Regions from separate parts of the Homo sapiens genome. Here regions 2 and 3 are each linked to region 1. A link is a contact called in ENCODE Hi-C or POLR2A ChIA-PET data. All regions are on one chromosome and are shown on one strand. The core of a region is the stretch at or near the end of the contact, and the rest is flanking DNA. Distances in the headings are between cores, read along the strand shown.

What was found. A loop is a pair of places that touch in the nucleus more often than their neighbours do. ChIA-PET counts read pairs that join two places held with the same protein, here RNA polymerase II (POLR2A). Pooled maps may share reads with other maps.
Region 2: a pooled map shows a loop between it and region 1 (8-fold over the local background). The contact joins two enhancer-like sites. A Hi-C loop is called at or near these places in 1 of 37 single-sample maps with no recorded cell type and 6 of 50 pooled maps. POLR2A ChIA-PET finds 5 or more read pairs at or near these places in 1 of 52 experiments (PC-9).
Region 3: a map of PC-3 shows a loop between it and region 1 (7-fold over the local background). The contact joins two enhancer-like sites. A Hi-C loop is called at or near these places in 1 of 168 maps with a recorded cell type or tissue (PC-3). POLR2A ChIA-PET finds 5 or more read pairs at or near these places in 2 of 52 experiments (Panc1 and activated naive CD4-positive, alpha-beta T cell).

Annotation. Positions count from the first base shown.
Region 1 is chr6:157,426,941-157,430,597 of GRCh38, forward strand. All of the region lies in intron 1 of ZDHHC14 (zDHHC palmitoyltransferase 14), which reads left to right. Among named protein-coding and RNA genes, the nearest start is that of ZDHHC14, 48 kb to the left of the region's middle. Within about 2 kb of position 1,576, at least 4 of the 41 ENCODE cell types and tissues checked have a DNase peak (open chromatin) inside an H3K27ac peak, as active enhancers do.
Region 2 is chr6:157,665,946-157,669,602 of GRCh38, forward strand. The region is part of intron 8 of ZDHHC14 (zDHHC palmitoyltransferase 14); the gene reads left to right. Among named protein-coding and RNA genes, the nearest start is that of MIR3692, 140 kb to the left of the region's middle. RefSeq lists an enhancer at 3,422-3,657. Within about 2 kb of position 1,691, at least 2 of the 41 ENCODE cell types and tissues checked have a DNase peak (open chromatin) inside an H3K27ac peak, as active enhancers do.
Region 3 is chr6:157,611,671-157,615,327 of GRCh38, forward strand. The region is part of intron 3 of ZDHHC14 (zDHHC palmitoyltransferase 14); the gene reads left to right. Among named protein-coding and RNA genes, the nearest start is that of MIR3692, 84 kb to the left of the region's middle. Within about 2 kb of position 1,666, at least 10 of the 41 ENCODE cell types and tissues checked have a DNase peak (open chromatin) inside an H3K27ac peak, as active enhancers do.

The DNA of each region.
Region 1 (3,657 bases), core at 326-2,825:
CCATTGCAGACGGCCTTTCTATAAAAGGCAGCTGTAAGGGAAGGAGAACTTAAGATAGTGTCTGGAGGAGAAGGTAGGTGAGGAATCGGTCTAGAGGAAAAGGAGGAGAGGCACGGTGCGAGCTGGGGTGGCAGGGGAGCAAGGGCCCCAGGGAGAAGAGAGGGAAGGAAGAGGGCGTGCAGGGCGGAGGGACAAGGCTCAGGCGTAGACCTGGAGGGGCATCGGGCCTGGGAGCACAGGAGGAAGGAGGAAGGGCGGGTGGAGGGGCAGCTGTGGGAGGGCTCGCCTCATGCCCTTGGTTTATCTGTGTTCAGAAGCCAGTGTGATGGTTGATTTTAAACATAATACAGCAAGTGGGCAGAGATGTGAGGGTTGGGGTCTCAGCGTTTGGAAATGTCACTCAGTGAAATAGGAAGGGAAAGTGTCTACAGAGATGCGCAGGATGCAGGGCCCCGAGGACTGGAGGGCATTTATGTTTTGGGGAATCTGCTTCCCACTCTGCTTTCTCCAGCAGGGCCTACCAGCATGGGTTGGCGTGGGGGTGAGGATGGTTGGCTGGGTTCACTCAGGGTTGGAGTTTAACAGAGCAAATGCAGGACCAGGAGGCTGGAAAGTCAACAGCAATGGCAAAAGGGAAACTGATGTGATAAATCACGGGGTCCAGGCTGGCAGAGATATGAGAGGAGAACAGAGGGGCCCGCAGGCAGAGGAACGTGAGTATTGAGATGTCGGCATGGGAGGTGGCTTGGATTTTCTTTTCAGAAATGGCAGATGCGCTAGGGCTGTTCCTCCTGGAGTAGTGGGAGTCAGAAACACACTGTGAGATTGACCACCTTCCATCGGAGTGTGGAAACAGGTTTTCATCAAGATCCTTTCCATGACATTGTGGCCCCCAAGGACAATGGAATGGTGGGGCTCTAGTCTTCATCTTTTCTCAGTAACAGCATAAAGGATGAATCTAATAAATCACAATAAAACTTTTATTGTGATTAGAGGAATATTGGGCTCCTGGAGGGCTGTTCTGTCATTGATATGTGCTGTGTTCACTTATCCATGTGAAGGAGGAATAGGGATCGTGAATAGAGGAATATCGGGTTCCTGGAGGGCTGTTCTGCTGTCGATATGTGCTATCTTCAGCACCTTATTCAACCTCAATATTTTCTGCCAGCAAAACTGTTGAGAAGGGGAGGAGAGTGCCGCAAAGGCAGTGTGCTGACACGACCTAAGCCCTGGCACAGTCATTTTGGTGTTTGCATGGGTGGCAGCAACACAGTAGGAAGATAAAGGGCTGCACACACACCACAGAGACCCTGCCCACTCCCACCCTCCGGTGCCCCGACCTTGCCAGCTCCTCTGCCATAGAAATCCTCTCAGGAAAGTGGACTGGATTTGCCAAGCAGGGTAGTGTTTTTCTAAACCAGTGATCTGGGAACTGGTATTCGTCTAAAATTAGCCTGTGAAAAGATAAGCTTTAATATATGTCATTAGGTGGAATGACAAGTAATTGAGAGTAAAAATTCCCATTAAAAAAAAAATCTCCGGCAAACAAGGTCATCTTACATAAAAGGGTACTGTGACTTTTTCAGCTGCTTTTTATAGCGGTGCCCTCTGAAACTAGTGGCCTGTTACGCCTTGTGGAAGGGCACCCGAGAGAGGCGCATTCCTGCTTAGCGAGTCCCCCCGCCCGCCCCACCCCGCCCCTAGCCCCCGAGCACAGGTGGCTGGGGTCTCAGGCCAGATTGCTTATGTGCTCACTAGCAACCTTCCCAGTATAAAATGGAAGTCTGATCGAGTCAATTACAGTGCATTGTTAGTCGTTACCTGTTCTGGTTGTTGCTCCTTACATAAAGTTTAATCTCTTTGGTTTGTTCTGAGCAGTCAGAGGTCTCAGCTCCCAGCCAGTGCTTGGTGCTTTCTTCGTTACTGTGAGCCCTCTACTATGATTTCACTCGAGTGACATTTATAGCCATGTACCTGGTTGACAGGAACAGTGAGTCACGGTTTTCCACATTCAGCACCTTTGATTCCTTCCCTTCAAGGGATGATGAGCTTGTGAGTGTGTTTGCGATGAGTGATTTTATCATTGAAATGACTGGAACCTGCAAGTCTGAGTCAGCTCACCCTGCATGGATGGTGGGGGCGTGGGGGAAGGGAACGGCCTAGGATCCACTAATTCTTTGAAAACATTTCTGGGGGACAGGCTCCATGGATCTGTGCAGTGATCATCTCGGCATGGGCGTCGAGACTTTTAGGTCAGCATTTTTCCCACTGAGAGGTGTAATCCATTACTAGGTCATGAAATCAACTTACTAGGTTGCTGGTCAGAATGGAGAATAGAATAGAAACAGAGTAGAATGGAAAATAGAGTACGTCTCCTTTGATAAGCATTGGTATTGTTTTGTGAAACTTTTGTTTCAGTTTAGTAGACTGTGATATAAAAATGAATTTATTGCTGTGGTTAATGGTCCAAAAACTTTGCACATCACTGCCCTAGATGGATGGTAAGTCTTTAACTGATGAGTTCCTTGGGTGGGTATTGAGGATGATTGACTCATTTTTGTATGCCTTTGCCTCTAGCTGTATGTAGCATATATTAGAGGCTCACTAGCTGTTTGTAGAAGGAAGGTAGGAAGGAAGGAAGGGAGGGAGGGAGGGAGGGAGAGAAGGAGGGGAAGGAAGGAGGGGAAAGAAGGAAGGAGAGCAAGGAGGAAAGAAATAAAGAAGGAAGGAGGGAGATCCGATTTTACAGACTTGAAGGGCTGGATAAAGCAGGCCTGGAAATCATATTTCATCTCTCAATATCATTCCAGGATCTCAGCAGCCATCTGTCTTCTCCTCCCTTTTCAAAACCTCCTCCTAAGTGATCTGGAAAGGGAGTTGAGGAAGTCTCCCATATGATGGCAAGAGACAATGGAGGTAACCAGCTCCAAACCAGCAAGCCAGAGTTCAGGATGATAGAGAATCTTCAGGAGGGAAGGAGAATGGCTAAGAAAATTGCTGTCTCTGAGCAGTGCCAGGGTTAATGGAATCTCTACTCAAGAGATCTTGATTGGATAACACGATGTGTTTGCTATTGCTGCTGTAACAAATTTCCACAAATTTAATGGCTTAAAATAGCACACATTTATCACTTTGGGAGGCCGAGGCAGGCAGATCACGAGGTCAAGAGATTGAGACCATCCTGGCCAACATGGTGAAACCCCGTCTCTACTAAAAAATACACAAATTAGCTGGGCGTGGTGGTGTGCACCTGTAGTTCCAGCTACTCGGGAGGCTGAGGCAGGAGAATTGCTCAAACCTGGGAGGTGGAGGTTGCAGTGAGCCGACAGTGTGACACTGTACTCCATCCTGGTGACAAAGCAAGACTGTGTAAAAAAAAAAAAAAAAAAAAAGCATACATTTATTGTATTACAGTTTTGGAGGTAGGAAGTCCAAAATGAATCTCTTTTGACTAAAGCAAAGATACCAGAAGGGCTGCATTCTTCCTGGAGGCCCCAGAGAGAACCTGTTTTCTTGCCTTTTTCAGCCTCCAGAGGCTGCCCCCGCCTTTCCCTGGCTTGTGGCTGCCTTCCTCTGTTTTGAAAGCCAACAATGTCAGGGCGGGTCCTTCTCACACTGCCATCTCTCTGGTCCTCTCTTCCAACTTTTAAGGACCCA
Region 2 (3,657 bases), core at 441-2,940, 240 kb after region 1:
GGAAGTATGTGCAGATAACCCAGAGCCAGCTGAGGACCACATTTTCATTATTGCTGCTTCCCTCATTATTGGCTTTTATTATGAGCTAACATTGAAGTTCTATCTAGAACAATGTATATGCATGACATACTCACGACATCCAGTTATGATCCACTTTTTAGTGTACACACTTCATTTGATTGTCAAATAATTTAACTTTTGTATAGCATTGGTGTCATCATTTATGCTTATATCTGGCACTTGTTGCTACAAAGGTCCTTTGGGATCGCATGCTAAATGCAAAGATAGTAACATGGTACATAATTGCTACAATTTTGTTTTTAGAAAATCATTTACTGTATTTACTTAACCTAACATTTTAAATACCCCAATCCAGTATCAAAACAAGATTAAACCAGCAGTTGCATGATTTATTAAGCTAGTATTGCAGAAGAACTCTCCATGTAATCTGAAAAATCAAATGTAGTAGGAAAAAAAATAACTTAGGCAAACGTAAATGATAATGTTAAATAAAAGAATACAAAAAAGCTCTCCTTCCAACCTGCACCTGCATTTTAGGTGGACTTTAGAAGACTGTGGTGTTTCTGTAACTGTTAATAAGCATTCATAAGACCCCAGAACAGAGCTTCACAGCCAAGCAGAAATACATGATGCGTAACTCTAATGCTTTTGACAGAATTGGAGCAAAAGAAATAAATAATTTCACTCATTCTTAATTTGTACACAGACCATCTAGAAAGCTCCTAGTTTTGCTTTTAGTAGCATCTGTACACTCGGTTTTTTCAGACAAGACGTCAGCTAGGGTAAAATAAAATGTATTCCTACATGAGCAATTTTATTTGAGAATCTGCAGAAACAGGAATGATCTCTATGGCATTTTTAAATTGTAACATTAAGTGCTAATGTGTATGACTTCCAGACATCTGAAGCCATAAACTTCTTTGCAAGTTACATGCCGACACTTCATTTGGGCAGTAAATCAGCTGTCACAGTGACTTACTGCAATGACAGCAAAAGCTCCAGCACTCCAGACAGTGGGATTTTTATGCTGCCAGCAGAAAGGTCTTTTCATAGACACTCTTACAAGAAATCAAAATTCTATTCTATTAGTATCCAGCATTCGGCCAATTTTTGACCTTAAAAATTGGTAATGTCATATGATTCAACCTAATATTTGATACATATGAACTTTTAAAAGGTTGTTTTGGAATAAAAACATGAGTATCTCAGTTTTCTGTTCAGAGTAGATGGACTATCACTGTCAGATATCTAAGTGGTCAGCTGTTTTTCCTTAGGATTATATAACTGGTTAGATCAATTCAAACATAACCAACGGCTTCTTGGTGTTAGCCGGGATGTATGCACAGCCACCAAATTGTAAGAGAGAAAAAGCGAGCGGTGATGTCTCCCTCTACTGGTGGAAGGTAAAAGGGTCCTCAAATGAAAAGCCAGGAAGGCTGGGTAGCGGAGGGAAAAGGGTTCAAAGTAAAAAAGAGAGAGGTAGAAAGGAAGAAACAAAGAAGAAAAAGAGAAGACGGAAAAAGGAGAAGTGGGAGAGAAATCAATGGGGAAGAAGGATAGAGGGGAAGAGAGTTGGTGAGTCCAGAGAGCAAGAAAGTTAAGTAGAAAAGTCAACAAGAAATGGGCAAATAAGAATTAGAAGCAAAGGTTTAAAAAAAAAAAAAGGGAAGTGTAAGAATATTTGTCATGGCCATCTCCACAGTAACCCTGAAAATACTGGCCATTTTCCCCCATGACTTTCTCAAATGAGAATCACAGCCATGAAGGTTTATGAACCCATCGCCCTTGGAATTCTGGCAGAGTGGAAAATTAGGAAAAGCTCTTTTAAAAAAATCAGGTATCCCTGAGTCATTTGATATCTAAGTTTTTTCTAAGAAGCATATGTTCAAAACAGGCGACGTTTTGAGAGCGTTTAATGAGAATTGTAAATTCCAGTCAGTAGAGTCATTGCACTACCCTTGGTTGGAATCTGACAAAACTCTGCTCTGTCCACGCCAGTGCTCTCTTCTGAGCCAACAGGAGATTTAGATGGGTGACACCCTGCAGAACAGAGCCTGGTCCCCGTGTGCCCCAACTGAGATTTGCCTTCTAAATGGAAATCAGTTTGAATGTGGCAAAGTGTTTTCAAAGCTGTGAACTACACGCAGGACTTAGATACTTAGGTGCCTGATGCCAGTGCCCCTGCCCCCTGCTGTCATCCCAGCAGGAAAGCTGGGGAGGGCACAGAGAGTAGGTTCATTATTACTACAAAAGCAGTCCCTCTATCAGGGGAAACACCCATAGCTAGACTTAGATAGACAGTCATCTTTTAAGATGTTTAAACAAATCTGTGTAGAAGAGGTGCTTATCATCAGATAAGTCAGGGTTCCAAAGAGTCATTTGGAAAACATTTCTGAGTGACTTCTATATAGATTTTTTAAATTAAATGGCTTACGGGCTAGGCACGGTGGCTCAGACCTGTAATCCCAGCACTTTGGGAGGCCGAGGAAGGCAGATCACTTGAGGTCAGGAGTTTGAGACCAGCCTGGCCAACACAGTAAAACCCCCATCTCCACTAAAAAAAAAAAAAAAAAAAATACAAAAATTAGCCAGGCATGGTGGTGCGTGCCTGTAGTCCCAGCTACTCAGGAGGCTGAGGTAGGAGAATTGTTTGAACCCAGGAGGCAGAGGCTGCAGTGAGCCAAGATCGTGCCACTGCACTCCAGCCTGGGTGACAGAGTGAGACTCCATCTCAAAAAAAACAAAACAAAACAAAAATTAAATGGCTTAGGCTAAACTTCTTCTTTCACAAATATTATTTCACACCTTCTTCAAGTCCTTAAGCTTCACCCTTGACAAACTCAAGAGCATTTCCAACAAGGTCCTGGCCAGTGAGGCCCACACAGTGTTTGCTACAGTTCTTAACAAGTCGTAGGTACAGCATGGCAAAGCACCAGTAGGTATGTGCTGGAGTGGGCCAGGTTTGGAGTGGTCTGAACCATGCCATGGGAGACCTCCTTTAAGAAAAAACAAACAATATGCAGAGAACGAGGCCTTGGAAAGAGGCTGTGTAAGTAAAGGAGCCTGAAGCATCATTAGCTTCCCAGTAAAGCCACCTCTAGGGCTGTTATCTTTAAGTTAGCAAAGGGATGTTTGCAAATGGAAGTCTCCGAAGGTGCACCCAACTCTGCATCAACCCCAACAGGGAACACAGTCTCTCAGGAGCTTAACCGACCACTGCCGACAGCCACCTTATCCGAGAAGGTTCTCGTGGGTGTGCAGGAGCTCTTTGCAGGCTTAGGTGGCAGAGAGGTGATCAGGGGAGAGGAAAAGGGCCAGCAGCTGATGGAGTAGTGCAAAGTAGAAGAATGCACAAGAGAGGGGTGGTGGGGGGGGAAGACAGAGAGTGGAGGAGAGCCCACCTCTCCCCAGAGAGGAAAGTTGAAAGAAACAGAGGGTTGAGGCGAGCCCACCTCTTCCCACAGGGAAGGTGAAAGAGACAGAGAGGGTTGGAAGGAGAGGAGCCCGCCTCTGCCCTCAGGCTCCTACTGTGTGACCTTGACTGTCTCCTCCAGCTCCACCCTCGAACATATTTTTCTGTGAGTCTGTGAGAGTCAGTCAGAAGTACTTGGGCTGAACCCTAAAACAGAATTTGCC
Region 3 (3,657 bases), core at 416-2,915, 180 kb after region 1:
CACCTTATTTCTGCCTGGAATTGTCAAACTGCAACTTAGCTTGAAAAATATATTTCTTCCATACCCAGAAAAGCCACAAGCGATTGCTTCATGAAAGTCTGTCTCTGTTCATCTGACTTTCCCTGTTTGTGCATCTTTTTGACCGGCTCCGTCCCTTTTGTGTGTGTGTGGTTCTTGGCTTTGTGGCTCTGACGAGTGTGTGTTTATACCTGTGTCTTGCTCCTTTTGCCTTCCGGAGTCTCTCTTTCTGCCAGGCTTATGTCTCTAGCTCAGACCTCTCCTCAGAGCTCCAGACATGCATATGCAGCTTCCCGCTGGACATGTCCACTTGGGGAGATAAAAGCACCCCAAATCATCTTTCCCCAGTGACCCCCCACCTTGCTGAGGGCCAGCCCCATTCACAGGCTACACAGACGTGAGGGTCCTACCGACTCCTTTCTCTGCCACACCCTGCTCACCTAATCCATCACCAGGCTCTGTACAGTTTGCTTACTAGGTGGATCCCAGCTTAAACCACTTCATCCCTTTCCTTCTGTGCACTGCCTCGGCCAGCTGCAAGCCGCCATCATCTCTCACTTTAACTGTGCAAAGGTCTCTCGGAGGACACCCACCATCCACTCTGCTCCTCATCTAATCCAGCCTCTATGCTGACATCAGAGTGACCGTTTCCAAACAGAATCTCATCACTATGGGAAGGAGGCCAAAATCCTTAACCTAGTATACAAGACCCACCTCTCTCGGCTTGCACCGTAGTCCTGCATGCCACCTGGGCTCCAGCCCCGAGGTCTCCTCTGGTTCCTCTCTGTTAATTCCTGCTCATCTTTCAGGGAGATGTTCAGGCGTGGGCTCCTCAGGGAAGCCTGCCACTGCACACACTTCCCATAGCTTTCTGTATGCTTCCTTCATAGCTCTGACCAGGGTTGTCATGGTATACACTGGGGATGTGTGGACTCGAGTGGCCGATGTCTCTGCCCACAGTTGGGTAAGCTTCAAGAGGCCAGGCCTGTGTCAGTTTCCCTTACTGTATTCCCAGCAGCCAACTCCTTGACTGGCATGCAGCTGCTCAGTTAGTATTTACTGAAGGAGAGAAGGGAGGGAAGAAGAAAAAGAGAATTTGATGCTCCTCTTGCTGTATCTACCTTCATGTCTCCATCGTAGTCTTCTCTCTTAGAGAAAAAAAAAAAAAGTATATTGCTTTTTTGGCCCTATGATGAGGTTAGTGTTCTCAACTGGGGGGAAAAAAAAAGCCTCGGGCACCCAATCTAAACTAAATGAAACCCATATCCTTCACCCTCAAACCTACCAGAAGCACAAATTTTAAAATGTCAGACTCCAAGAGAAATGATCATTTAAAAAAAATTAAGTCTGATCAAGAGCTAGTAATCCTTGCACAGTTCTGGGAGGGTGGAAATGCCATCACTGAAAATGACTCATGGTGTCTTTAGGTCTGTGACTGACGCAACCTACACGTGTATTTATCTACTCAACAGATATCGGAGGGCCTCACGTGTGCCTCCTACAAATTCGAATAAAACAGTAGCTTTCAAACTTTTTGTGTTTTACAGCAACTCACAGTAGGAAATACATTTTCTACTGGGATCCAGTGCACAGAGATGCACATAAAAGGCATGAAACAGTGCTTGCCTTTCTCAACAGAAGATGCCTTGATACTTTCTATTTTATTGTTTGTTTTTAGTGCTGGTCATGACCAGCTAAATCAATTTCATGACTCACTATTTGATCACAACCCTTAGTTTAAGAAATCCTGGAATAAAGCGTAATTAGAGTAGCTCCTTCTGAGTAGGCCAAGGATTCCATTGACTTATGCCGGGGTTAGCCCAGGGTGTCAGCCTGCCTGGGGCTGGGATTTTAGGTTGTATACCTCCGGGACCCTGGGGATGGCACATTTAGCATGCCACACGATAGGCACCTGTTGGCCTGCCTTCTTAGAACAGCTCAGTTTTAAATTCTGGTTGAAATAAATCATTTCAAGCAGCCTTGTTGGAGCAGTAGGCAGCCCATCCATCTCATCATCTGAAATAAGTTATTTCAGTTTCTGTGAACTAACCTGATAGGTCATCCATTCTTAACCTGGGGCCTAGGAATAGGCTTCGGGAAATTGTACCTAAAATGTGTGAGTGCACGAGAGTGAAGGGATCCATAGCTGTCATCAGAGTTTTAAACCAGTAAGGAATGAAAAAAAAAGTCTAAGAACGGTTGCCCTGGAGGCTATAAACAGTTTCTGATACTCTTGGAAAATAGTATTGAAAGGGCTGACAGTTTTAGTGTTTGCTGACTCTTCCTCTCGTGGTCTCCCTGATATTATATCCTTCTTCCTTGGTAAACTTGTTCCCATCACACCTTCACCCAGTCAGCCTCGCCCAGGCTAGAAAATGGCAGCTCTTGGCAAGCCCCCCCACCGCTGGCTGGTGCACCTGGGTGAAGACACCGCAGCTCTTGGTAGGGGGGATGGGGGGGCGGGGAGTGCAAAAGGCCAGGACCCAAGTTCAAGTCCTGTGCCATAGAGTCCTACATCCCATCAACAGTGCCCCACTGTGTGGTGTTTCATAAGGGAGCAGCCCCACCTCCAGGAACTTCACTCACAGCTGCTCACAAAAATTACAGTCAACTTTACCACATTTACTAGCTGACTGATTTACAGTCAACTTTACCACATTTACTAGCTGACTGATTTTTTTTTTTTTTTGGTTGATGTAAGCAGTGATCCATTTTAGAAAATGAAAAGTAATGAGGAAACTCAATATATAAAACAGACATAGGTCTAACTGCTGTAGTTCAAGGGGAAGAAAAGCCCCAAGGCTCTCCATAGAGAAGGGGCTGTTGACTAGGCCTTAACTCCGAGGAAATCACAACTTCCTCACTGTGTGATGTTCTTAGAAAAACTCTCTATAAATCCTCTCAGAAAACCCCATGGAATCGCTAGACATCGATCTGCCACAAATGGGAAAATCACATTCCCAGGCCGTAACACTATGGCAGTTAGCAGGGCCGGGGTCACCAGTGTGTGACCTGCTTCCTCACACGGGGCCCCAGATGGACTTCGTGTTCTGCTCTCTCCAGCTTGAAACTCTTCATGTTTTTTTTTTGTTTTTTTTTTGAGACAGAGTCTCACTGTGTCACCCACGCTGGAGTGCAATGGTGCAATCTTGGCTCACTGTAACCTCTGCTTCCCAGGTTCAAGCGATTCTCATGCCTCAGCCTCCCAGCTAGCTGGGATTACAGGTGCCCGCCACCACACCTGGCTAATTTTTGTAATTTTAGTAGGTGGGATTTCACTATGTTGACCAAGCTCGTCTCAAACTCCTGACCTCAGGGGATCCACCCACCTCCGCCTCCCAAAGTGCTGGAATTACAGGCATGAGCCACTGTGCCCGGCCAATTCTTAATGATTTTTAAGCAGCTGCCCCAAATTTTCATTTTGCCACGGGCCCCCGACATTCCATAGCCGGTCCTAACTGGTAGAACTTTGCCTGTTCTTTTGAGTGCCTTTGTTGAGAAAAGTAATTAAGGACCTGCTGACTGGACTGCAGTGACTCAGTGAAGTGCTTGCAGCTTTATGTGAACAACAAGAAACAAAAACAGCACACTGTATTTAGAGCTCCAGACGTCTGTGCGGACCCAAGTCTGCTGGCAGGG